2 separate regions of the Homo sapiens genome follow, and region 1 is linked to region 2. Evidence: read pairs that join two places in POLR2A ChIA-PET (ENCODE). Cell type or tissue: GM12878. All regions are shown on one strand.

Evidence for each region. ChIA-PET counts read pairs that join two places held together with the same protein. Peaks named below come from ENCODE experiments on the same cell type or tissue, not always from the same donor. Only the 100,000 strongest peaks of a DNase experiment are listed, where the experiment ranks them.
Region 1: POLR2A ChIA-PET joins it to region 2 with 10 read pairs; 2 of 35 experiments call an interaction of 5 or more read pairs at or near these places.

What each region holds. Positions count from the first base shown.
Region 1 is chr3:194,536,478-194,544,477 of GRCh38, forward strand. No RefSeq gene overlaps it. Among named protein-coding and RNA genes, the nearest start is that of TMEM44-AS1, 44 kb to the right of the region's middle. RefSeq lists enhancers at 523-817, 543-837, 5,192-5,241 and a silencer at 523-817. In GM12878, no CTCF peak of the experiment used is centred here; no DNase peak of the experiment used is centred here.
Region 2 is chr3:194,097,364-194,105,363 of GRCh38, forward strand. All of the region lies in intron 4 of LOC102724877, which reads left to right. Among named protein-coding and RNA genes, the nearest start is that of LINC02028, 30 kb to the left of the region's middle. RefSeq lists enhancers at 3,574-3,863, 6,756-6,845. In GM12878, no CTCF peak of the experiment used is centred here; DNase peaks (open chromatin) are centred at 3,858, 5,208 and 7,111; H3K27me3 peaks cover 944 bases.

The DNA of each region.
Region 1 (8,000 bases), 440 kb after region 2:
TCTGTTGCCCAGGCTGGAGTGCAGTGGCGTGATCACAACTCACTGCTGCCTCTTGAGCTCTTCCCGCCTTAGCCTCCTGAGTAGCTGGGACTACAGGTGTGTGCCACTGCACTCTGCTAGTTTTATTTTATGGTTTTGTTTGTTAGTTTGGTTTTGTTGTTGTTGTTATTGTTGTTGTTGTTGTGTGTGTGTGTGTGTGTGTGTGTGTGTGTGTGTAGAGCTGGTGGTCTCATTAAGGTGCCCAGGCTGGTCTCAAACTCCTGATTTTAAGCCATCTTTCCACCTCAGCCTCCCAAAGTGCTGAGATGACAGGTGTGAGCCACTGCACCCGGCCTCGTTATTTAATCTTTAGATTGTACACATACTTTTCTCTAAATATGATACATTTTATAATTTTAAAGCCTGGAGAGGTGCCTGAAGGCTACTGTTTCCTCTCTTGGTTCAGGGCTGCAGCCAGAGAATATGTGCAGAGTCACTGTCAACAGCAAGTTAAGTATAAAAGGAAATAATGATTTTCTAACATTCTAATAAACCTGTGCTAGTTAGAGAGGATAGTGGTTACTGCAATAGAGTCCACTGTTTGCACTGGGAAGGGGTAAAGTCCAGCTGCCTTTTTCAGGCCCTCCTGGTAGAACAGCATTTTTCTGGCCCAGAGAGCATTCAGAATTTGGTCCTTACTTCCACATGTCCAGAAACTTGATTTTAGCCACTCCACTGGGACTTCTCATGCTTAGAGGGAATGCCTATGAATGAGCAGCCACTGTGAGCTCCTTGAGGGCTGAGATCATGCTTTATCCATCTCTAAATTCCCATTGCCTAGCAAAGAACCTACCTACAACAACAGAGTCCAGGGACCTTTCTGGCAACTTGCATACTCGTGTGTTCCAGACAGAACATGCATGCCTGCTCTGGAGGCACAGCTCCCTTCCTGGGGCCTGGTGGCCTGACCCTGAGGCTTAGCCCAGAGGTTAATCGCCCTTCCACCAAGGATACAGCACACCTACCTTCCTACCAGCCTCCTCATGCTGTCATTTACCCAGGCCAGGACTGGCTGCCAGCCCTGGCACAGTGCCATGCTCATAAAAAGGGCTCAGGAAATGGAAGAAGAAATATAGAAGCCCAAGTCAGAAGGCAGACTTTCTTTTCCCCCACATGGGCTACTTCGTGGTCTTTGCCTTATCTTCACATATATGATCGATCCCCCAGCCCAGCCGATAGACAGGCTTAGATATGAAGCTTCTTAGAAATGCTTTTCCGAGTAAGGTTCTGCTCTGCTTGTAGAAAGTGATGGAGAAAGTGAATGCCACCCAGCCAAATACACTCATTAGTTTACCCAGCAAAGAGTGCAGCAGTCAGAATTTCAAACACTGGAGGAAGCGGTGAGGACAAAATCCAAAGCCCTTGCCAGTCACAGGGGAGTAATTTGACCAGTTATGACCATGCTCTTCCTGCTCACAAATATATGCTGACTGCCTTCGGGACAAGCAGGTGGTTGCTTTGCCTGGGGAGCCACCAAAGCTGTGTAAGGCCTGGGCCACAGCCAGAAATAGTTTAGATTCCAAAAGCTCAGAGTCAAGGCTGCGAGAGCACTTGTTTAGTCCATCAAGAAGCAGATCAAGAAGAGAAGTGGCTTAGAAAGACAGTGACGGGGTCGGGTGTGGTGGCTCACGCCTGTAATCCCAGCACTCTGGGAGGCTGTGGCAGGCAGATCACTTAAGGTCAGGATTCCGAGACCAGCCTGGCTAGTATGGTGAAACCCTGTCTCTACTAGAGATACAAAAATTGGCCGGGCGCGGTAGCTCACACCTGTAATCCCCGCACTTTGGGAGGCCGAGGCGGGCGGATCACCTGAGGTCAGGAGTTCGAGACTAGCCTGACCAACGTAGAGAAACCTTGTCTCTACTAAAAATACAAAATTAGCCAGGCGTGCTGGTGCATGCCTGTAATCCCAGCTACTCGGGAGGCTGAAGCAGGAGAATCGCTTGAACCTGGGAGGCGGAGGCTGCGGTGAGTCGAGATCATGCCATTGCACTCCAGCCTGGGTGACAAGACTGAAACTCCGTCTCAACAACAACAACAGCAAAAAAGAGAGATACAAAAATTAGCCTGGTGTGGTGGCACACACCTGTAGTCCCAGCTAATTGGGAGGCTGAGGCAGGAGAATCCTTGAACCTGGGAGGTGGAGGTTGCAGTCAGTCAAGATTGTGCCACTGCACTCCAGCCTGGGTGACAGAGTGAGACTGTCTCAAAAAAAAAAAAAAAAGAATGAAAGACAGTGATGGAACCAAGCCGAGGATGAAGGACTCCCAACTGCCACATGTGTATTATTGTGTCTGTTACGCTCTGCATCTCTGGTCATTGCAGATCCCATGGTCAAGGGCCTTCGTCCTGCCATAGCAAGGTTTGAGTCTTCTAATTGGCATTCACATGAGGTTTATGTCTATGTAACTGCAAAAAAAACTTATTAGCTCAACTGGCCTGTTGAGTGGATAAATAGTGATTACTCTTTTCTGATTTTATCTTTGTAATGTGACAAGTTTGTGGGGTAGAAATTCTAATTTGCCATCTATTTTGCATTTATTTACATAATGAGCTCCCAAGCCCCTGAGGATATACCATGAATTAATTAGTGGAGTCTGTAATAGCCAATTCCAGTTCTGTGGAGTATTAGGACACCCACAATAAAGAGAAATGCATTATTATTATTATTTTTAGCAATTGATATACCCTAGAGGTACTAAAGCCTTTTCAGAACAAGGTGTGGTGTATATAAATGACTATGTTATCCATGTCCCGATTTAGGAAAGGAGATATTGCAGAAATTGAAGTCTGTTACCTTAAATGCCAAGGGGATTCGGCATTTCTGTCCTCCCCCTGGCTTATTCTGAAATCGAGGTGAGATGGGAAGAAGGGTAGTGACTGAGGCAGAAGGACAACCTGATTTCTAATCATTCATTCACTGGAACAACATTGCTTGAGTCAATCTATGTGTAAGGCTTTGTGTGAGGGGGTGATAGATCATTTAATAGGACCCAGGAGATCATGCTTTGAAAAACACCTGATATCTTGCATGTAGTGAAGAAAAGACACCTGCAAAAGTACCCGCTGACCCTGGGGTGGAGGTGTCCTCACCCAAAGGCCTCAACTGCTGACTTCTAGTCAAAGCTTCAACACTCACTTGCTGTGTGACTTTGAACAAATCACTTCCCCTCTCTGATCCTCAGTATCCTAGCTGTGAAATTAGAGGCAAGGAAGAACTCGCAGAAGGAATGTGGCATGTAGAAAGACCCAGAAATCCCTCTCTATGTTTTAGTCTATGGCTGTCCTCTCCATAAGGACAGTTTCAAACCTTCTCCATTCTGCTCAGATCTCCAAATCTGCACCCGATTCTCCTCTCTCTTAGCAAATGATCTGATTCCCAACTTCATAAAGAAAATAGAAGTTTCAGACTGGGTGCGGTAACTCATGCCTGTAATCCCAGCACTTTGGGAAGCCAAGGCAGGTGGATCACCTGACGTCAGGAGTTCAAGACCAGCCTGGCCAACATGGTGAAACCCCGTCTCTCCTAAAAATAAAAAATTAGCTGGGCATGGTGGCAGGCACCTGCAATCCCAGCTACTCGGAAGGCTGAGGCTAGAGAATTGCTTGAACTTGGGAGGCAGAGGTTGCAATGAGCCGAGATCGCAGCGGTGCACTCCAGCTTGGGCAACAGAGTGAGACTCCGTCTCAAAAAAAAAAGAAAGAAAGAAAATAGAAGTCTGTTGGTGTCTGGCCAGGGTGGCTCATGCCTGCAATCCCAGCACTTTGGGAGGCCAAGATAGGAGGATCACTTGAGGCCAGGAGTTTGAGACCAGCCAGGTCAACATAGCAAGACCCTATCCCTACAAAAGTAAAAAATAGAAATCTCCTGTGAGAATTGCCTCACCCTCCTGTGCCACATCTGCACCTCGTGTTGACGGAGGGAGCATCCTTTCTCATCGATGTTTAAACTACACACATTCCAGCCATCCCCATCGTAACACAAAACAAACTGATGTCTTTGTTGCTCCCAAGTTCCCCTCTGGTTGCTCGTGTATCTTTTGCTCCCTTTCCAAATGTCTTGAATGAGTTGTTCACACTGCTTGTCTTCATTCCTGACTTTCAGTCATTTCTCAGCCACCTCCAGCCAGCTCCCTCCACTGGCTCCTCCACTCCCACTCTGCCAGAGCTGGATTTGTTAAGTTGGCCAGGGACCTCTGCTGCGTGAGGAACACTGCTCGCTCTGACTTCTCAGCAAAACACAAAGCGCAGCCAGCCACTTCCTCCTTCCTGAAACACTCTCTTATTGGCTTTGAGATGCCAAACTCTCTGATTCCTCTCTGACCACTTTTCAGTTTCTTTTGCCTATTTCTTTAGCTGACTATTAAATTTGGGGGATCATAAGACCCAGTCCTGGGCCTAATTCTCTTCTCACTCTGCACGTTATCCTTAAGCAATGTCACTCATTTCCAGGTTTAAATCTGGAATCGAATCCCTTGCTTACCGGTTCCTAAGTATTTGTGATATTATTTGAGAGGGAGAAAGAGAAAGAGAGGTTTTCATCTATGGTTCTTGGTTCGTAACTCCCATAACCCTTGTTGCAGTATTTTGCTGTAACATAGGGGCATTTTAGGCCTCAGAAGCAGGCCTCAGAAAACAAAATCTCTCTGACTTTTTTTTTTTTTTTTTTTTTGAGACAGGGTCTCACTCTGTTCTCCAGGCTGGAGTGCAGTGGCATAATCATGGCTCACTGCCCCCTTGCCCTCCCCAGGCTCAGCGGTAGCCTCCTGAGTAGCTGGGACTACAGGTGTGTGCCACCACGCCTGGCTAATATTTTTTTGTATTTTCTGCAGAGAGGCAGTTTTGTTGAGTTGCCCAGGCTGGTCTCGAACCCCTCGTCTCAAGTGGTCCTATTGTCTCGGCCTCCCAAAGTGCTGGGATTGCAGGTGTGAGCCACCAGGCCTGGTCTCACTCTCTGACTTTCTCCTGCCTTCCTTTCTCTTCCCAAGGTGGAAATCTTTCCCCACATTTCTGTCTCGGAGCTGGTCATAAAGAAATTCTCTGGCCTCTCTTGTTTGACTGTAGGTCACAAGACCCTGGTTTCAGAAGAGGTCCTGCCCCGTACCTTGCGGGAAGGAGTGCTGCACGGAGGCCACGAGGGATCTGAACACACAGGCCTTGCGGGGTTTCCCCACTCAGCTTATGACTATCAGGTCATACCCTTTTCACCCAGTCACATTTCTACAGAGTTGTCAGTCATGCCCATCCAGTGAAGCCTCCATTAAGGGCCAAGAAAACAGGGCTCAGAGAGTTTCCGGATAGCTGAACACATGGAGGCTGTTGGACGGTGGCCCTCAGAGACAGCATGGAATCTCCATGCCCCCACCCGGCCTCACCCCAGGCATTTTTTTTTTTTTTTTGAGACAGAGTTTTACTCTCGTTGCCCGGGCTGGGGTGCAATGGTGTGATCTCAGCTCACTGCAACCTCCACCTTCCGGGTTCAAGCGATTCTCCTGCCTCAGCCTCCTGAGTAGCTGGGATTACAGGTGCCCGCTACCACACCCAGCTAATTTTTGTGTTTTTAGTAGAGACGGGGTTTCACCATGTTGGCCAGGCTGGTCTTGAACTCCCGACCTCAGGTAATCCACCCGCCTTGGCCTCTCAAAATGCTGGGATTACAGGCGTGAGCTACCACGCCCGGCCTCATGCATCTTTTCATCTGTATCCTTTGTAATGTTCTATACAGTAAACTGGTAAATGTACATAAGGGTTTCCCTGAGTTCTGTGAGCCACTCCAGCATATTAATCAAACCCAAAGAGAGGGTTCTGCCCAACTTGAAGCCAGTTGCTCAGAAATTCCAGAGGCCTGGACTTGTGACTACTGTCTGAAGTGGGGGCAGCCTTGGAGACTAACCCCCAATCTGAAATCTGATGAGATCTCCAAAGACAGTGTCAGAACTGAACTGGAGGACACCCAGCTGGTATCAGCTGCAGAATTGGTTGCTTGAAACCCCCACACATTTGGTCACAGAAGTCTTCCGTGTTGATTGTTGTGGTGTGAGAGCAAAGGAAATCACAATTTGTGTTTTTTCCACTCAGAGCCAGGTTCTCTGTGTTTGGGATAGGAAATACCTGGCCTCTTCCAGCCAGATGGAGAATCTGCTGTCATTTGCATTTTAAAAAATCTCTTCTGGTTTATGCATATGTGTTGATTTTACTGAATTTTAGCTAAAATGTATCGAATGCTCACTCTGTGCCGAGTGTTCTTCCAACAATTCTACAGAAATAAAATCACTTAGGCCAGGTGCAGTGGCTCACACCTGTAATCCCAGCACTTTGGGAGGCCGCGGCAGGCAGATCACCTGAGGTCAGGAGTTCAAGACCAGCCTGGCTAACATGGTGAAACCCCGTCTCTACTAAAGATACAAAAAATTAGCTGGGCAGGGTGGCGGGCACCTATAATCCCAGCTACTCGGGAGGCTGAGGCAGGAGAATCGCTTGAACCCGGGAGGCGGAGGTTGCAGTGAGCCAAGACCGTGCCACCGCACTCCAGCCTGGGCGAATAAAATCACTTAACTCTCATGGAAACCCAAGGAGATAGACACTTTAAAAATACACTTTACTTTTTAGAGCAGTTTTAGGTTCACAGTAAAATTGAGTGGAGAGTACAGAGTTCCCACGTGCCACCTGCCCCCCACCACAGGCACAACCTTACCTGCTGTCAACATCCTCCACCACAATGGTACATTTGCTCAATGAGCCTCCACTGATCATTATCACCCAAAGTTCATAGTTTACATTAACATTCACTCTTGGCGTTGTACTTTTTTTTTTTTTTTTTTTTGAGACAGAGTCTCACTCTGTTGCCCAGGCTGGAGTGCAGTGGCATGATCTTGGCTCACTGCAACCTCCACCTCCAGGGTTCAAGCAATTCTCCTGCTTCAGCCTCCTGAGTAGTTGGGACTACAGGCACCCGCCACCATGCCTGGCTAATTTAAGTATTTTTAGTAGAGATGGGGTTTCACCATATTGGCCAGGCTGATCTAGAACTCCTGACCTTGTGATCCGCCCGCCCTGGCCTCCCAAAGTGCTGGGATTACAGACGTGAGCTGCTGCACCCGGCCTGGTGTTGTACATTCTGTGAGTTTTGACAAATATATAATGACACACAGCCACCATTATAGGATTGTACAGAATCGTTTCACTGCCCAAAAAATCCACTGTGCTCCCCCTCTTCATCCCTCCTCCCCCACTGAGCACCGGCAGCCACTCAGCTTTCACTATCTCCACGGTTTTACCTTCTGCAGAATATCATATGGTTGACTCGTACAGTATGTAGCCTTTTCAGACTGGCTTCCCTCACTTAGTAATTGCATTTAAGATTTCTTTACATCCTTTCATGGCTTGATAGCTCATTTTATTTTAGTGCAACAAGATTCCATTGTCTGGATATACCACAGTTTATTTATCCATTCATCTACTTGAAGGACATCTTGGTTGCTTTGAAGTTTTGCCATTTACGAATAAAACGTCCATATGTAGATTTTCGTATGGACATATGTTTTTAATTCTTTTGGGTAAATACCAAGAAGCACAATTGCTGGATCGTATGATATTTGGACTGAATGCTTGTGTCCCCCCAAAACTCATATGTTGAAGCCATAACCTCAGTATGGCTGTTTCTGGAGATGGGCGTCTAAGAAGTAGAAGAAAATGGTTTCTCTACTTGCAGCACTTCTGACACCAAGTGTGTGGGTTCCTTCCACACCAAGAACCAATTCTCCAGATTCCAACTGAATGTCAGATGACTCAATTCAGTTCTCACACTAACTACCCAGTCAGGATCAGACCCACAGGTGAAAGGGCTCAGTCCCGCAAGACCACCCCTACTTCAGATGCTAGTCGCAAATAATGGGTCCGCAGGTGATAGAGTTTGGATATTTGTCCCCTCCAAATCTCATGTTGAAATTTGATCTCCAACA
Region 2 (8,000 bases):
TCCAGGGAAGCCTTGGGAGGGCAACCGTGGCTTGAAAACAATGCTCATCCGCCCCTGGGAAGGGCTCCTTCTCCTTGATGAAATGGAACCGAGCCAGCACGGAAACCCAGACCTGCATTCAGGGAGCCCACAAATACTCACAGAGCACAATAAACAAGTGTTGGTCCTCTCAGCACGTTTTGGGACCCATCTCCTTAATGAGAACAATAAATTCACACGAGGAAAGGTGGTCGCCAAGCAAAAGCGACTGACACACTCCCCCGGCTTCCTTGGCCCCGGGGGACTACCCCCTCTGAGCGTGGGACCTGCAGAATCAATAACTGGAAGGGACAAGGGCCAGACCTACGGAGTCAGAACTTCTGGGCTCAGAGCCTAGGAATGTGTATTTTTAAAGGCTTCCTGGAGGACAATCAGGTTTAGCAACCACTGGCCTAAAAACCCTGTGAGATCACTCCTAGCGCTGAAATACTCTGGTCCTGTGAATAGGAAAATGGATCTAAAGGTAGAAGATACACAGACACAGTTAAATAGGGGTGCATTCATCCCTGGACCCCAAAAAGGCACTTGATCATAGTTTCCGCAGAGCTGAAATCTTAAGCCCTTTGCTGGCAGCCTGTGAATCCTGGAAGGGAAACGTGTACAGCCAAGCCTCAGCATGGGTGCAAGGATGTCTTCCAGCTCCTCTCCCTCCTTAGTTTGTCAAAACCATCCCTGATGTACAGATTCTGTCCCCAGACTGCAAGTTCTCCCTGGGTTGGGGAGAAGAGGTGGAGGAGAATCAGGGAGGCAGCCACAGTCTGCTCTAGCTGCATTGACAAGAACTGGTTGCTGGCTGGTGTGGGCCAGCTCAGAGGAGCACAGCTGTGAGCAAGGCCAGGTGCAGTCGGCCTGAGTGAGCCCAGAGGGGCCAGCTGTCCGGCCCAAGCTAGGGAGCAGTGCTCACTGACCACAGGGCAGTGGGGACTCTGTTCTCTGTGTGGCTGGCTTCTTTTCTTTTTTTTTTTTTCCTCAAGTGACCCACACCCCTCAATGGGTCACTCTGCCTCTCACTGGAGGTTTCTTCTTGAGTTTCTAGGCAAACACTGGGGCTCTGGGGCCCTGCAACCTTATCCCTCCCATCGTTAAACTGTGTGAGAGTTCCAGGGAGCCAAAATCTGGGTGTGCCTCCTCCCCTGCCCCAGCACTCAGCATTGTCCCAGGCAGACAGCAGGCACTAAGGAAATGACGGAGAGAGGGACGCAGGAATGGAAGGGAAAGGAGAAGAAAGAGGAGAGGAAGGGAGGGAGAAAGGAATGAAGGCTGCAATACAGCTGCAGGAAAACCCCGTTCTTATTCGACCCACTGCATCAGATTTCTCCCCAGGGCCTCTTCCAGGAAAGCTCCTTTGGTGAAACCCGGTTCATAACTACTTCCCCTCCCTCTCACCATCACGCTAGGACTTCTCTTGTGAGGGAAGAGTGTGACTAAACTAAAAGCGTGAACTAAATGGACTTTACAAATGGTTTTCCAGACGTCAGAAGCCACCCACCTTGCACACAGAAGGAATAACTGACAGATTGAAAGAACTGGCATCTCTGAATGTCCAAATCTGTCCTATTCTTCAAGATCCAGAGGCAAGAGCTACCACCTCAGTGAAGTCTTCCCGGATTTCTCTAACAGGAGGTGATCTCTCCTCCTCTAAAACTACACAACACGCTATCCATCCTTCTTTGACTGATAAGCTGCAGTTTTTCTGCCTTATGATACAGCCATTTTGTGAACATGAAAAGGGCGACACCAAGGAAATAGCAAAAGCTTGGCAGTCAGACTTTCCCAAGGTTAAATCCCACCTCTCCCTCTTGCCAGCTGTGTGAGTGTGGAGGAGTTGCTTATCCTCAGTTTCTTCGTGTATCAAATCAGGATAATAACCACATGGCAAGTTTGTTGTAGGGATTACAATGGGATAGAGATTAGTGGGGTTCACATCATTCCCATATTTCCTTTCCCATCCCAGGGAAGAATTACACTTCTCTGTCCCGCTTGAAGTTAGGTATGTCCATGTGACATCCTCTGGCCAATGACATGTGAGCAGAAGTCACGAGTGTCCCCTCCGGGCAGAAGCGTTTCAGAGTTGGTGCACATTTCCTGTGCTCTCTTCCCTGGCCGCAGCAACAGCCAGGAAAGAGAACAGCTCCCGTGTTGAGAAGGTGGCATCGTCAGATGGTACAGCACCCTTCGGATTGGCAGCCATCAGCACATCCCTCTGCCGAAGAGCTGTCCAGAGGATGTAACATCAGTGAGAGACAAATGCCTGTTGCCTCCAGCCACTGAGATTCTGAGGTTGTTTGTTACCACAGCATTACCTAACCTATTCTAATACAAGACAAGATGTATGCGGGACCCTTAGCATGGCTCCGATACATAGTAAGTACTTGATAAATATGCCATGACTGAAGAAATAGTCAAACAAATCTGTGAACAAATGAATAGACTAGTAAATATGTCCAAACTGGAGCTGTGCTCCCTCAGGAAGGTCTGGACAAGTCTCCTGGCACCTTCGAGGTGAATGTAAATGCCTTATTCATGTGCCACTGGTGGCCATGTTACACCTGAACAGTAGGGATGGCTGTCCTTTATGACTTTTCTCCCTGCTTATCCAGGAATGCAATGTCACCCATGCAAGCCCCACACTTCTCCCTGGACTCCACCTCTCCCTGCCACCTGTAACTGAGGATTCCGGGAGTTGGGGCTCTCGGTTCTGGTGTGTTTGCCATCAGGAGAGTCACACTCCCAGCAAAGTGATGCTGGAGGATCCCTTGAGCCTCCCCACCACCCACCGCCCACAAGGCACGGTCCAGAGAGAAGGGGCTGGGGAGCGGGAATCAGAGGCAACTAGTTGCTGTTCTTCTCCAGTCCTGGAAACTGAGGGGCCTTCACAGGAAGCTACTTCACACAACTCAGACCCATCCAGTTGAAAATAGACAGGCCTCAGCCCAGAAGGGAGCTGAAAACGGCCATGAGCAACCCCTGTAGAGTGCACAGGGGTTTGTAGCTTTACCATGTATTGTTTTCATATCCAGTGCCTGCTGTGGTCCCAACAGCAACTCGATGAAGTTGCCTGGATTGGAATCATGATTGCCCCATTTTACAAAAAAAAGAAACTAAGGCTGGGATAGGGAGATGAATTCTTCAAGACACTCCGTAGTGTCTAGAGGAGCTGGACTCAGTCATTGCTATCAGGAGCTGGCCTGAGTCTTCCCTCTGCCCACCGAAGGAGGGGCTGACAGCCCTTTTTTTATTTTTTCACATCAAGGACATCCTTTTTCTTCTGGCAGATACCTACTGCTTGATGAAGCAGGCGTATGGTGTGTTCACCAACAATCTTTAAAGACTGCTCCCCATAACTATAAAAGCAATAAAAAGGAGAGAGAGGGAGGAAGGAGAGAAACCAACACATCACCCAGGGGAAGAAGGGAGAGAGAAAAGCCTTCTTCTGAAGGACTAAGGTCCTGGCCCCACTGCAATGCGGGGTGTGTGCATCAGAGGTAGCCAGCAGCAAGGCACCGGGCATGTGATCAGAGTCACTGCTGAGTGGACCTGAGGCCAGAGCTGGGAACTAGCAAGGGCCAAGTCCAAAAGCAAAGGCGAAATGGAGCTGGGAGAGTAAGCGCCAGGTCAGGTGGTGGGGAGGAGGATGCTGAGGACAGGTCCGGAAAGCCTGGGGGTGCCGGAGTCCCCATTCTGTGGTGTTTTTGCAGGTTTGAGGACAGGTGTGGTGGCCACAGGGGACCTGCAGGGCGAGGTGTAGTTTCCTCTTCTGGCCGATGAAGTGGTTGACCCTGGGTTTCTCTGCTTGCCCCCAGCTCTGACGTTGAGATGGTTTTTCATGAACCGAAAGCTTTTCGATTCTCAATCTCTAGACCACTGAGAGCTGTGTCACATCCAGACTCAGAGCTAACCAGCAAGCACAGGAGATACCACTGCGCTCTCCCCTTCATACCTCACGACCCAACCAGGAGAGCAGTTCATGCCTGCCGTACCGATGGGGAAACTGAGGCTTTAAGAGGCGAAGGTACTTCCCTAAGTACCACAACTAGGAAGTGGAGAAATTTGAATGCACTCCTAGCTGACTGCAAACTTCAGGTTATTTCTACTGCATGAAGCTGCTTCCTAAGTTCAGAGTAAAGATCCACCCAGGGTCACAGTCCCCTGGGGCCATTTTTCAGAAAGTTGGCCACCTACATCAATGAACTAAAAAGGAGCAGTGATAAGGCTCCATCTCTTTCCTTTCCTTTGCCCAAAGAGAATGAGCACTCATACCAACAGCAGTAGTGCAGAAAGCCATTTGCCCCCGTGTCCTTTACAGAGACAAACAGATAACCCTTATTTGCAAGCTGGGTAAAATATTAACTCAGCACCCAAGGGCGCTGTCCAATACAAGCAAGACAAAGTCCTTGGCTTTAGTTTGGGAGCTCAGAACTAAGCATCCACCCTCAGGCTGTCCTCCCACACCCCCAGGTGCAGGGTCCCCTTCCCTCACCATTACAGCATTGCAAGAAGGCAGCACAATGCCTCCGCAGCCTGGAGAAGCAAGGGAGAGCACAGTCCTCACATCCAACTAAAGGTTCCCTAAGGTGCAGGGCTGTGTTTGCACCCTCTGCCTGCTCAGACAGCCATTCCAGGAAGTGATTTTGCTTCTGCATGTACTCCTATGGGTGCCACCCACCCTCACTTTTGGTCTCACCCACTGTGACCCGGCAGAGACTCCACATCATGATGGCTTTCAAGAGGTACAGCTCCCACTCTCCTGGCTGGCTCAGGAAGGGAGTGGCCTCTCCCAGATGTACCAAAGTGCCTTTTCTCTGGGCCCTCAGTGGCATCTCCACTGCTGTTGTCTGCCCATTGGCTGAGCACCACATGCTCCAAGCCTGTGTCCACCACTGCTGTGGACACGCTCAGGCAGCCAGAGGGGAGCAGGCAGTGACAGATCTCAGATGGTGCTGGACGAGGGCTCTGGCCATCTCTTATTTTCTCAGTCCCTATAGGGGCCAACTCGCCTTCCCAACTGGTTGAAAAAAAAAATGACCTACCTGGAAATCAACTTCCCCTCCTTAACTCGAAGTGATGTTAAAATCTTAGGAAGTAGGACATTGCTGCTGGCAGTAAACCTCCCCCACCAGAGCACATGAAGAATAAAAACAAACAAACAAACAAAAGTCTTAGGTGGTTGGCAGTGTAAGCACAGCAGTGACTTTTGGACGGACGGCTCCAACCACAGGACTGAAACCTAAAATGACCCAGGCAATCAGCCCCAAATAAACGAAGCAGGCAGCAAAGACCTCTCAGGTCTGTACTTACTAGTCACGTTATGAGGCCACCTGGAAATAGTAGCCACCCCAATCCCTCCACCCCATACCTCAGAGCCTTTGTTTATGTTGTTCTCTGTCTAGAAGGACCTTCTCTACCTCATTCATTCCTACATAAGCTCAGTGCCACCACCTCAGTGAAGCCTCCCTTAACCTACACAGCCCTGAACTTCACAATCACAGTTACTTGTTTTTTTCTCTAATCATCCCCTAATTTAAGCGTGGCTATTGGACAGCACTTGCCATGTTTTACTATACTTAGCTCTTTTAAACATCAGATTTCTAGAATAGTTCAAATTATTTCTAAGGAGAGAATATATTTTGCAAACCCCAAACCTGTCTTGTAGCCATTCGGCAAAGTTTGTTGAATAAATTAGCCAGTGTCTGGATAAAATACCTTTATAATTATAAACTACTTGATCCTCAAAGCATCCCTCCAATAGAAAAGGACAACTGTTACTATCCCCATTTAACAGATGACATGCATATGACAGGCTGACGCTCATTCACTCAACTTAGGTTAAATGTGTGCAAATTTCCAGTGTAGCAAAGTGTTTCTCGATGTGCACACGAATTTCCTGGGGAGCTTGGAAAGATTCAGACTGATTCAGCAGCTCTGGTATGGGGCCTGAGATTCTGCATTTCAAACATACCCCCAGGTGACATTATACTGCTGGTGCTGGGGCCACATTGCCAGTCTCACCTACCTAACAGGGTGGCCGAGAGGAAGAAAAGATCCAATTAGTATAGTGAGTACGTAGCAGGAACTGGTGTCTCTGAAACCATAGGAAAGAGGATGGATAGACAGCTTTATATCCACTTCACAGAGGTGAAAACTGAGGGCCTGAGAGACAAAGCGACTCCTCCAAGATCTAATGCACCCTCTGATACCGGTTCAGTACTGTCTAGACTGCCATCTACTGCTCTGCATGTCAGGGGGATTCCCAGATGAAGGTACCACATCCTGTCCTCAGCAAGGTGATGAGGGTGACACACCTGCACCTGCAGGGACTATAATACAAAGTTGAGCGAGAGAAAAGCCAAAAGTCCAGAAGCGGGTGAGCACGTGCCAGCCAGATCTTACGTAAATCCGTGCCACATCTTTTGTTCCCTACCCATGGCTCAATTAGACTGGAGATGGGGGTCTTCTTCTATCAACCCAATCCCTTTAAAAAAAAAAAAAAAGAAAGATAAAAAATAGTAGCTTTAGGATTTTTCTTTTAAGCACTGAACCTCTTCAGTGGAAAGTGCTGCCCTTCCGACCTGTTGATGTAATTGCCATAATTGAAGATTCCAGGCTCCCATGTGAGTGGACAGGGCCCCATTCATCCATCGGGTCAGCGAAGTGTAAACCTGCTGAGTCCTTCAGATGCCCTGGCCGCAACCGCCCCCCACAGCCCCCTCCAGCCCTGCAGCCTGGGCTCCCCGCAACGCCAGGGCAGCCAGGCCCAGGCCAGTCCCTCCTGCGATCTGGGAACGGTGCCTAATTAAGGGGTCTGTTCTCATCTCCATGGGGCCGACTTAACGCCTTCTGACAGTAATGAGAGCCACACGTGTGGGGGTGGGGGGTGGGAAAGACGGCCCACCTGCTGTCTTAGCACCCTATTAAACAGCAAGTCTAACACACACACACACTCACACACACACACACACACAGGCACACATTGCAGGCCTGCAGTAACCACCATCAAATCTTTAAAGCTACAAGGAGCTGCTCCAATTCTGAAAGAGGAAGGAACCAAAGAGAAGAAATAAACTGCCCAAGGGCACACAGTGAGTCACTGTCACTGGGACCCAGGTGTCCTGTTGCACCTCACAGCACAGACTTCCCCTGTGGAGGGTGGGACCCTCCACTGCAGCCCCAGGGGAGCACATATGAGTGTTGGGGCTGAGGAGGAGGCAGTCTTGACTACTCTGGAGCAGCCAGTTGCAGAGGGCCAGCCACAGCAGAGCAGAAAGGAGCTCTGAGAACAGATTCCTCCAGGGGCTTCTGTCTCCAGGACACCCTTTGGTACAAGACAAAGCAAACCTCAGAGGGGAACACTCAACTGCTGCTGGTGGATCCACATCTAATCCTTCTGACATCCAAAAGGAGCTAGTCTTGGTTTCCTTCTCGTGCATGCTTTGTGTCCCTGTCTAACCTCCTACCAGTGTCCTGTCCCCACAGTCCTCAGTCCCAGCCCCCTCTCCTGTCCGCTTCCCATGAGCAGCTTAACTAGCTGCTCTGTGCCGATTCTCTTCTGTTTTCCCAACGGAGGAACTTTGCACAGTGCTGGGCACATGGTGAGTACTCAGTAAATATTTAGTAAATATAATAAAAGTCAATTGATGTTAGCTCCAGCTCTAAGACATGTTAGTTCATTGTGTTAATCATAATTTTGTTTATAGGCGGGGCCAGAGAAGCCTCCTGAGATGCAGGTGTAGCAAAAATGCTGAAAATAACGTGGACCAAATCTCTGCAATACTGGCCCATTAATAAAGATGGTGAATGAAAGGAATGGAATATTTCAGTTATGTCCAATTCCAGTTCTAATTCCAATGGCACAGTGATGAATCCCAAAAAAGAAGCCAACATATCCTGGATACTAACGATCTAATCTGGATATGCAGACTCCTTCCAGAAGCTCCGTCACTGGCATCTCTGCTACCATCTTC